Regions from separate parts of the Homo sapiens genome. Here all the other regions are linked to region 1. The links are chromatin loops, found by intact Hi-C in ENCODE. Cell type or tissue: GM12878. All regions are shown on one strand.

Region 1 (2,500 bases):
TGTTAAATTACCTCACCCTTTTAAACTAGATATCTGTGTAAGGCCAGATTTTCTTTCTATCCTTCAATCAAAGCAACATATCACAACTGAATGCAGAAACAGTTGTAGGAATCCAGCTGTCTTTTTATAAAGCTCACTCACAATCAAAGAGATTTGCACAAACATAAAATGATGTCACTCTTTTCACTAATTTTTTTTGTTTTAGAAAATATATTTACTTTTCATAAAATAATGCTATTTATGTTAACAGGCAATTGGTTTATTATTGTTACTTTTACATGAATTAATATTTTAAAATTATTAGTTTTAATTTCTAATCAGGTACATGTAGATAGACATAAACAACATAAACAGAAGCTCCTTAGGGTCCTCAATAATTTTTGAGAGCATAAAGGAGTCCTGAGACCAAAAAATTTGAGAGCTGCTGCCCCAGGCCACAGCTGTCCCTGTGAACACGTCTGTTTCTTCCACAAAACTTTTCAGATGCAACAGATGCTTGCTCTCTTTGTTCCTCTTGTTATACCCCATCCTCATTCTCTGTACTTTTTCCTTTTACTATTGACTTTACATATCTACTTAACTCTGTACCTGCTTCAGGAGAGACCCTCCCACACTGAGCCATTCAAATGGCAGATTCCATCATCAGCCTTACCCTCTGATCTCGACTTTCGGGCACATTCAGTTCTCGCCTTTTGGGCCCTTGTCTCTACCGTGGAGTTACAAGTTGAGTCATCTTTCTTTTGAGGAACCTGATCCACCCTTTTGAGCTTCTTTTGGATTCCGTGTCTAGATGAGGCTGTCCCTGGACCAAATAATGACTTGTTAATAGTTTAAATTGGGGTCTTCAGTGAGCCTCCTACAGTCCCAATCAGTGACTTCCCTTCTCATGCCCCTAACTCCCACTCTTTCAGATCTCTGTACCCCTGTACCTCACTTTTCTCCTCCTACTTCTCTATAATTATATCCTTCTTCTTATGTGTACCTTTCTTTGCCTCCCCAAATTACCATCTGCTTTCACTCCTGGTATGACCTGTTGCAATCAACTAGATAAAGCTGGGGAAATCCTAGAGCTTATTTCCTGATTTTCGTTTGTGTCGGCCTGCACCACGAGGTGGCCACACAGTCTCGTCTAGGTGGAGAGGAGGTGTCTTATAAAGCACCTCTCCAGGTTCCCCCACGGCCTGTGTGTGGTACAAGAGATTTCCAAAAGTTTCTAGGTGCCTTCAGTGGGCAAAGTGCAAGGTATTAAAAAAACTGAGAGGGAAGGACCCTGCCAAGAAGGCGGCTACCATGAGGGAGAGATGGAAGGTGAGGCTGAGACCCAGAGGAGGTGCAATGCCAGAGGGTGCAGAGGTGAGTTTGCTTCATTGTGGAAAAAGAACACAATTTTCACCGGCTGTTGACTTTAGAAGCTGATCCCACAGGATGACCGCTGTCCTGTTGAACAAGAACGTTTCTCTGCAGGTTAGAAAGGACACAGAGTGTGCAGCCATGCTTCCCGCACGCAAGTGCGGTGATATCCGCAGGCCACTTCCGGAGGAAAAGGCATGGGTGAACCCTTAAGAGGGGGCGGAAGCGAAAGCCCGGTGGGACCCAGGGCTGGCGGGAAGTTCAAACACGGAAGTTACTGAATATTTATCCAGAAGAGGTGGGGCAGCCTGATAGAGCCTAAAACTTGCCTTTCATTGCCAAGTTTAGGGTTTTTTTTCTGCATAACTAAAGGAGGGTTTCGGAGATGAGAACACTTACAGAAAATATGAGAGTGTGGTATGTATATTTTCAGCACTACTATATATATTTTTCTCTTACAATTTTGAAACATCTTTTTATGTGTTTTGTTTTGTAAAAAATAAAGCTGATTAATTAAATGTAAAATAATATGACTCTTAAAAATATCTCTGTTGGGCTGCGGGCAGGGAGGAATGGGGAGTTGTTTAATGGGTACAGGGTTTTAGTTTTACAAGATAAAAGAGTCCTGGAGATGGATGGTGGTGATGGTTGCACAACATTGTGAATGTATTTTAATACCATTGAGCTATGCACCTAAAAATGGTTGAGATGATAAATTTTATGTCATGTGTATTTTACCCAGGTAAAAAATTGGAAAATTGGAAAAAAGAAAATTAAAAGCACATCATCTGTCACATTTAAAATAAAACGATTCTTTTAAAAAACCTGAAAAATTTCATTTAAATACAATATGAAGAAAGGCAAATCTGGAAGGGACTGGAGTCTACTCCTTTCGGTAGCTTGGCAGAGAGATGTCAAAAGGTCAGAGTTACCTCAACAGAACTGACCATCTGACACTGACTCCAGAGGTTTCCCCTCTCTAACAAAGTCACTTCTCTGACCAGGGAGTGTTCATAATTGTATAGTTGCATAGACATTCCCTGTCTCCCTAATCCTATAACGTGTAGAGCATTGTGAGAGTGGGCATCTCACTACTGGGCTGCTGGCCACGGGGTGTGCAGAGTACGTATGTCTGCCCTAAATATGGGAT
Region 2 (2,500 bases), 65 kb after region 1:
TGTTGCTGGTTGTTGGTCACGGACCACTCTCAGCTCCTGGAAGCCAATCATATTCCTTAATACATTGCCCCTCCATCTTGAAGCCAGCAATCTTGTGTGGAATCCTTCTCACACTTTGAATCTCTGACTTCCTCTTCTGCTGCTGGCTAGAGAAAACTCCCTGCTCTTAAAAGGCTCATAAGGTTAAACCAGATCCACTCTATTAGTCTCTCTTAAGGACAGCTCTGCCATATCACATAAGGTAATTATGGAAGTAATATCTCATTATGTTCACAGTCCTCAGGATTAGGGAAAGAAATATTTGGGGGCCATCTTAGAATTCTGCCTATCGTCAAGGAAATTCCTAGAAAATAACTGTCCAGATAAGCCACTGATTTTCCCAAGCAAATAATATTTATCTTTATCAAGTGAGACATTAAACAAAGCTGAACATAAATATATTAAAAATTTTGGCTTTAGGTGAGACTGAAGAGATTGTAGTAATCTGGTTAGGAGGTACAGGGAAGTGAGGTATACCTATTTTGTTTATTGCTTGCAGACCTCAAATCATCCGTAGTGTAGGTATACTAATGGTCAGGTCAACTATACATAGATCATGTGTCAGAGAATTTTCCAGGACTTCTAAAATTAGTCCTTCTTCTGAACCTTTAATCTGGTAGTTCTATTTGCAGAATAGATCCCTACCTATTACATTTATAGAGGTTTTGTTGAAAACAGTGTTCCTCAGATAATGGTCTGAAAGTAATAGATTACTGGTTGAGATGTGGAAACATTCAGTGATTTTTTTCTCTTCTTTTATAGACCTACTTGTCAAATGTGTTACTTACTTTGGACATGACAAAACCTCCCCATTGCAAGCCAGAGTCATTTTAGGGAAAATTTTGCCAGTTATTAAGAAAAGTACAAGAGTTAGAATCATGATGAAAGTATACAGAGGAAGTGAACATTTTGTCGGGGAGATTATGGCTTTGGCAAAGACAATCCCGTGACAAACAGCAAAGAGGCCACTATATTTCAGTATAAGTGTGAATGGTGTGTTCCACATGAATGAAGCAGAAACTGAAAAGGGGACATATGATTAATTACATGATTGTAGTTGACTCCAGATTACATACTAAACAAAATGATTTTCTTTCACAAATTGACAAGACACTAGGTGCCCTCATGAAGGTTTTGATGAGGGACCCAAGAAAAAATGTGACCGAACATCTTTGCACAGTTTGGCTACTGTCTAATGGACCCACATCCATTAGTTTTAGGGGCTGGCTTGAATTGAGGACTTATCAGACCTTGACCACCAGCTGTTTGCTTTGGATCACTGTCTTCTAACATTCAGAAAGCACAGGAAAATCAGGAACAAGCACACATGAAATAAGACTTTTTGTTTTTTTGGTGGGGTTTTGCTATGTTGCCCAGGATAGTCTAGAATTCCTGAGCTCAAGCCATCTGCCTGTAATATGACCTATTAACAGGCATAAGCCACCATGCCTGGCAGAGATAAGACTTTTTAAAAATAGACAGAAGAGGCCGGGTGTGGTGGCTCATGCCTATAATCCCAGCACTTTGGGAGGCCGAGATGAGTGGATCACCTGAGGTCAGGAGTTCGAGACCAGCCTGGCCAACATGGAGAAATCCCCTCTCTACTAAAATTACAAAAATTAGCCAGGCGTGGTGGCAGGCACCTGTAATCCCAGCTACTTTGGGAGGCTGAGACAGGAGAATCTCTTGAACCCAGGAGGCGGAGGTTGCAGTGAGCCGAGATTACGCGGTTGCACTCCAGCCTGGGCGACAAGAGTGAAACTCTGTCTAAAAAAAAAAAAAAAGACAAAAGAAAGGTAACAGTAGATGAAGTAGTGAAACAAGTAAATAAGTAAATAAGCACATTAATTGAGAAAATGTTTGCTAAGTGGTGTACTTCCAACTGAAAATATCTAATTGTATCTAATTGTATACCCATGTTTAAATAAGATAAATTCAGAACTAGGAGCTCAGTGAAACAAGTCAGAGTTCGAGTTGTTGTTGAGAAAGATTCACTTGGCAGTAGGTCAGAAAAATGACCTGAGCTGGACACAGTGGCCTGAGATTCATGCCTGTGGTTCCAAGGGTCCCACAGGACACTCCCCAGCAAGAATCTTCAAGATAATCTCGGCAGGAACTCCAATTTTTGAAGGGCTAGGCTACTACTCATAATCTGAAACTAAAAGCTGATTTATTCCTAGCTAAGCAAGGCACCTAGTGGGAGGAGGCCCTGTGCTTGTAAGACACAGTCTCTATAGAAAAGGAAACTGCAGTTTTATAGAGAGTTTTAGGAAGCATATTGTGTAGGGACTCCAGACCTTCAGAAACAGGAGTGTTTATGAGTAATTTAGCATTTGGCCATCAATGCAGGCTTTGTGGAGGGGGTGTTGCTGACTGGCTGGGCTTCAGATATGTAGAACTGCCAGTAATGGGCTCGCTTTCAGAAATGTGACTGGGGATATAAGTAGTCAGTGGCCAATTG
Region 3 (2,500 bases), 400 kb after region 1:
AATAGACATTTTTCCAAAAAAGATATACAAATGGTTAAGGGGTTTATGAAAAGGTGCTCAACATTACTAAACATCGGGGAAATGCTAGTCAAAACCACAATGAGATATCATCTCACACCTGTTAGATGGCTATCACCAAAAGGTCAAAAGATAACAAGTGTTGGCAAGGATGTAAAGAAAAGAAAACACTTAAATGTTGTTGGTGGGAATGTAAATTCCTGCAGCCATTCTGAAAAACAGCGTGAAGGTTCTTCAAAAAATAAAAAATACGGGCGGGGCACGGTGGCTCAGGTCTGTAATCTCAGCACTTTGGGAGGCCAAGGCAGGAGTTTCAGACCAGCCTGACCAACACGGTGAAATGCCCATCTGTACTGAAAATATAAAAATTAGCCAGGCGTGGTGGCATGCACCTGTAGTCCCACCTACTCGGGAGGCTGAGGTAGGAGAACCATTTGAACTCGGAAGGCAGAGGTTGCAGAGAGCCGAGATCGCACCACTGCACTCCAGCCTGGGTGACAGAGCAAGACTCAGTCTCAAAAAAAAAAAAAAAAAAAAAAACTACCATAGGATCCATCAATTCCCACTACCGGGTATATATCCAAAGTAAATTAAGGACAGGCACAGTGGCTTAACCCTATAAATCCCAACACTTCTAGTTATACGGTATAGCCGTAAAAAGTGAAAGCATTACCTTGGATATTTGCATACCCATGTTTACAAGAGCATTCAGTGGCCATGCACAATGGCATGGTATTCAGCCATGAAAAGGGAATAAAATATTGATATGTGCTGCAGTGTAGATGGACCTTGAAAACACTGGGCTAAGTGAAAGTAGCCAGACATGGAAGGACAAATGTGTGATTCCACTGATCTGAGGTACCTAGAATAAGCAAATTCATAGAAACAGAGAATAGAATCGAGGTCACCAGGGGATGGGAGGAGGGGGAAGGAATGTGGTGTTATTTGTATAACGGGTAGAGAGTTTACATTGGGAATGACAAAAAAGTTTTGGAAATAGTGGTGACGTTTACACGAATGTATTGTGAATGTATTTAATACCACTGAATTGCACACTTACAAATGACTAAATGAGAAATTGATAATGCTAAATAGTCATATATATTAACAATGAAATGATAACTATTATGTATACTTTGCTACAATAAATAATAATAATAATGATAATGGGAGAGGACTCATGTTATTTGAATGTGGAGCTTCGTGTTAATTAGTCCAACTAAGCTATCACATGCTGCTCTCTGGAGCGTGGGGACAGACAATAGCGCTGAGCATAACTGGGGACAGAAAAATAAATTGGCGGGGGCAGGGAGGCTCAGCTTAGTTGAGAGTGGGATTTTGTAGAGAATGAATGTCATGACCAATATCAGAAGTTTCTCAGAGCCACAGTTGAGCTGCTTTTTCTGCTGGTTTCAGGTGACGGCAAAACAGTGGCACAGGTGTGGGCCTGAAGCCCGCATAATGGAGCTTTCCCCTCCTCCCTGGATTCAGCCACACCCAGGACGAATGAGGTTTGGCTGCAAAACTTAATAGTTTGGGGGGTTTGGGGGTTTTTGTTTTTTGTTTTTTGAGACCGAGTCTCACTCTGTGTCCCAGGCTGGAGTGCAGTGACATGATCTTGGCTCACTGCAACCTCCACCTCCCGGGTTCAAGCGATTCTCCTGCCTCCGCCTTCCCAGTAGCTGGGATTACAGGCCCCGCCACCATGTCCGGCTAATTTTTGTATTTTAGGAGAGATGGAGGTTTCACCATGTTGGCCAGGCTGGTCTCAAACTCCTGACCTCAAGTGATCCACCTGACTCGGCCTCCCAAAGTGCTGGGATTACAGGCGTGAGCCACCGCACCCGTCCAATTTAATGGTTTAAGAGAATATGAGGCCAGGCACAGTGGCTCACACCTGTAACCCCAGCACTTTGGGAGGCCAAGGCTAGTGGATCACTTGAGGTCAGGAGTTCAAGACCAGCCTGACCAACATGGTGAAACCCCATCTCTACTAAAAATACAAAAACTAGCCAGGCGTGGTGGTGCACACCTGTTATCCCAGCTACTTGGGCAACTGAAGCAGGAAAATCACTTGAACCCGGGAGGCGGAGGTTGCAGTGAGCCAAGATCATGCCACTGCACTCCAGCCTGGGTGACAAGAGCAAAACTCCGTCTCAAAAAAAAAAGAGAAAACAAAACAAAAGTGAGGAAATCAAGGGGAGGGAAATCACTGCCCCAGCTCAGGGTTCTTGCCCCGAGGAAGGAGCTGCACTGCCAGAGTCCCTTTCAGGCACCCTCCAGGAGGCCACCAACCCCCAGCTGCAGTGCCTGCATGACAAAAGTTCAAGTTCAAGGGCCTGGCTTCCCCTCTGTTCCCCGCCCCCACACCCCCACCCACCCCCAGCAACACAGACAGGAAGCAGGGCTCACTTCCTGCACCAGTGCACTTACAGGAAGTCAGCTGCTATCACAAGTGCAGCCACCTGAGAGCCCAGGCCCT

The links. A loop is a pair of places that touch in the nucleus more often than their neighbours do. Peaks named below come from ENCODE experiments on the same cell type or tissue, not always from the same donor. Only the 100,000 strongest peaks of a DNase experiment are listed, where the experiment ranks them.
Region 2: a loop joins it to region 1, with 4 times the contacts of the local background. A loop is called at or near these places in 5 of 110 quality-filtered maps.
Region 3: it touches region 1 in a loop (4-fold over the local background); 15 of 110 quality-filtered maps call a loop at or near these places.

The regions. Positions count from the first base shown.
Region 1 is chr2:230,201,927-230,204,426 of GRCh38, forward strand. SP110 (SP110 nuclear body protein) reads right to left here. Exons shown (of 19, transcript NM_080424.4): 9 at 653-802. It also overlaps a transcript of SP140 not described here. Among named protein-coding and RNA genes, the nearest start is that of SP110, 17 kb to the right of the region's middle. RefSeq lists an enhancer at 1,173-1,222. In GM12878, a CTCF peak has its summit at 1,119; DNase peaks (open chromatin) are centred at 750, 1,055 and 1,515; H3K4me3 peaks cover 537 bases; H3K27ac peaks cover 1,600 bases.
Region 2 is chr2:230,266,717-230,269,216 of GRCh38, forward strand. All of the region lies in intron 12 of SP140 (SP140 nuclear body protein), which reads left to right. Among named protein-coding and RNA genes, the nearest start is that of SP140, 42 kb to the left of the region's middle. In GM12878, no CTCF peak of the experiment used is centred here; DNase peaks (open chromatin) are centred at 1,005 and 2,245; H3K4me3 peaks cover 550 bases; H3K27ac peaks cover 1,990 bases.
Region 3 is chr2:230,600,353-230,602,852 of GRCh38, forward strand. No RefSeq gene overlaps it. Among named protein-coding and RNA genes, the nearest start is that of LINC01907, 99 kb to the right of the region's middle. RefSeq lists an enhancer at 2,088-2,217 and a silencer at 2,358-2,437. In GM12878, no CTCF peak of the experiment used is centred here; DNase peaks (open chromatin) are centred at 1,379 and 2,362; H3K4me3 peaks cover 1,835 bases; H3K27ac peaks cover 2,500 bases.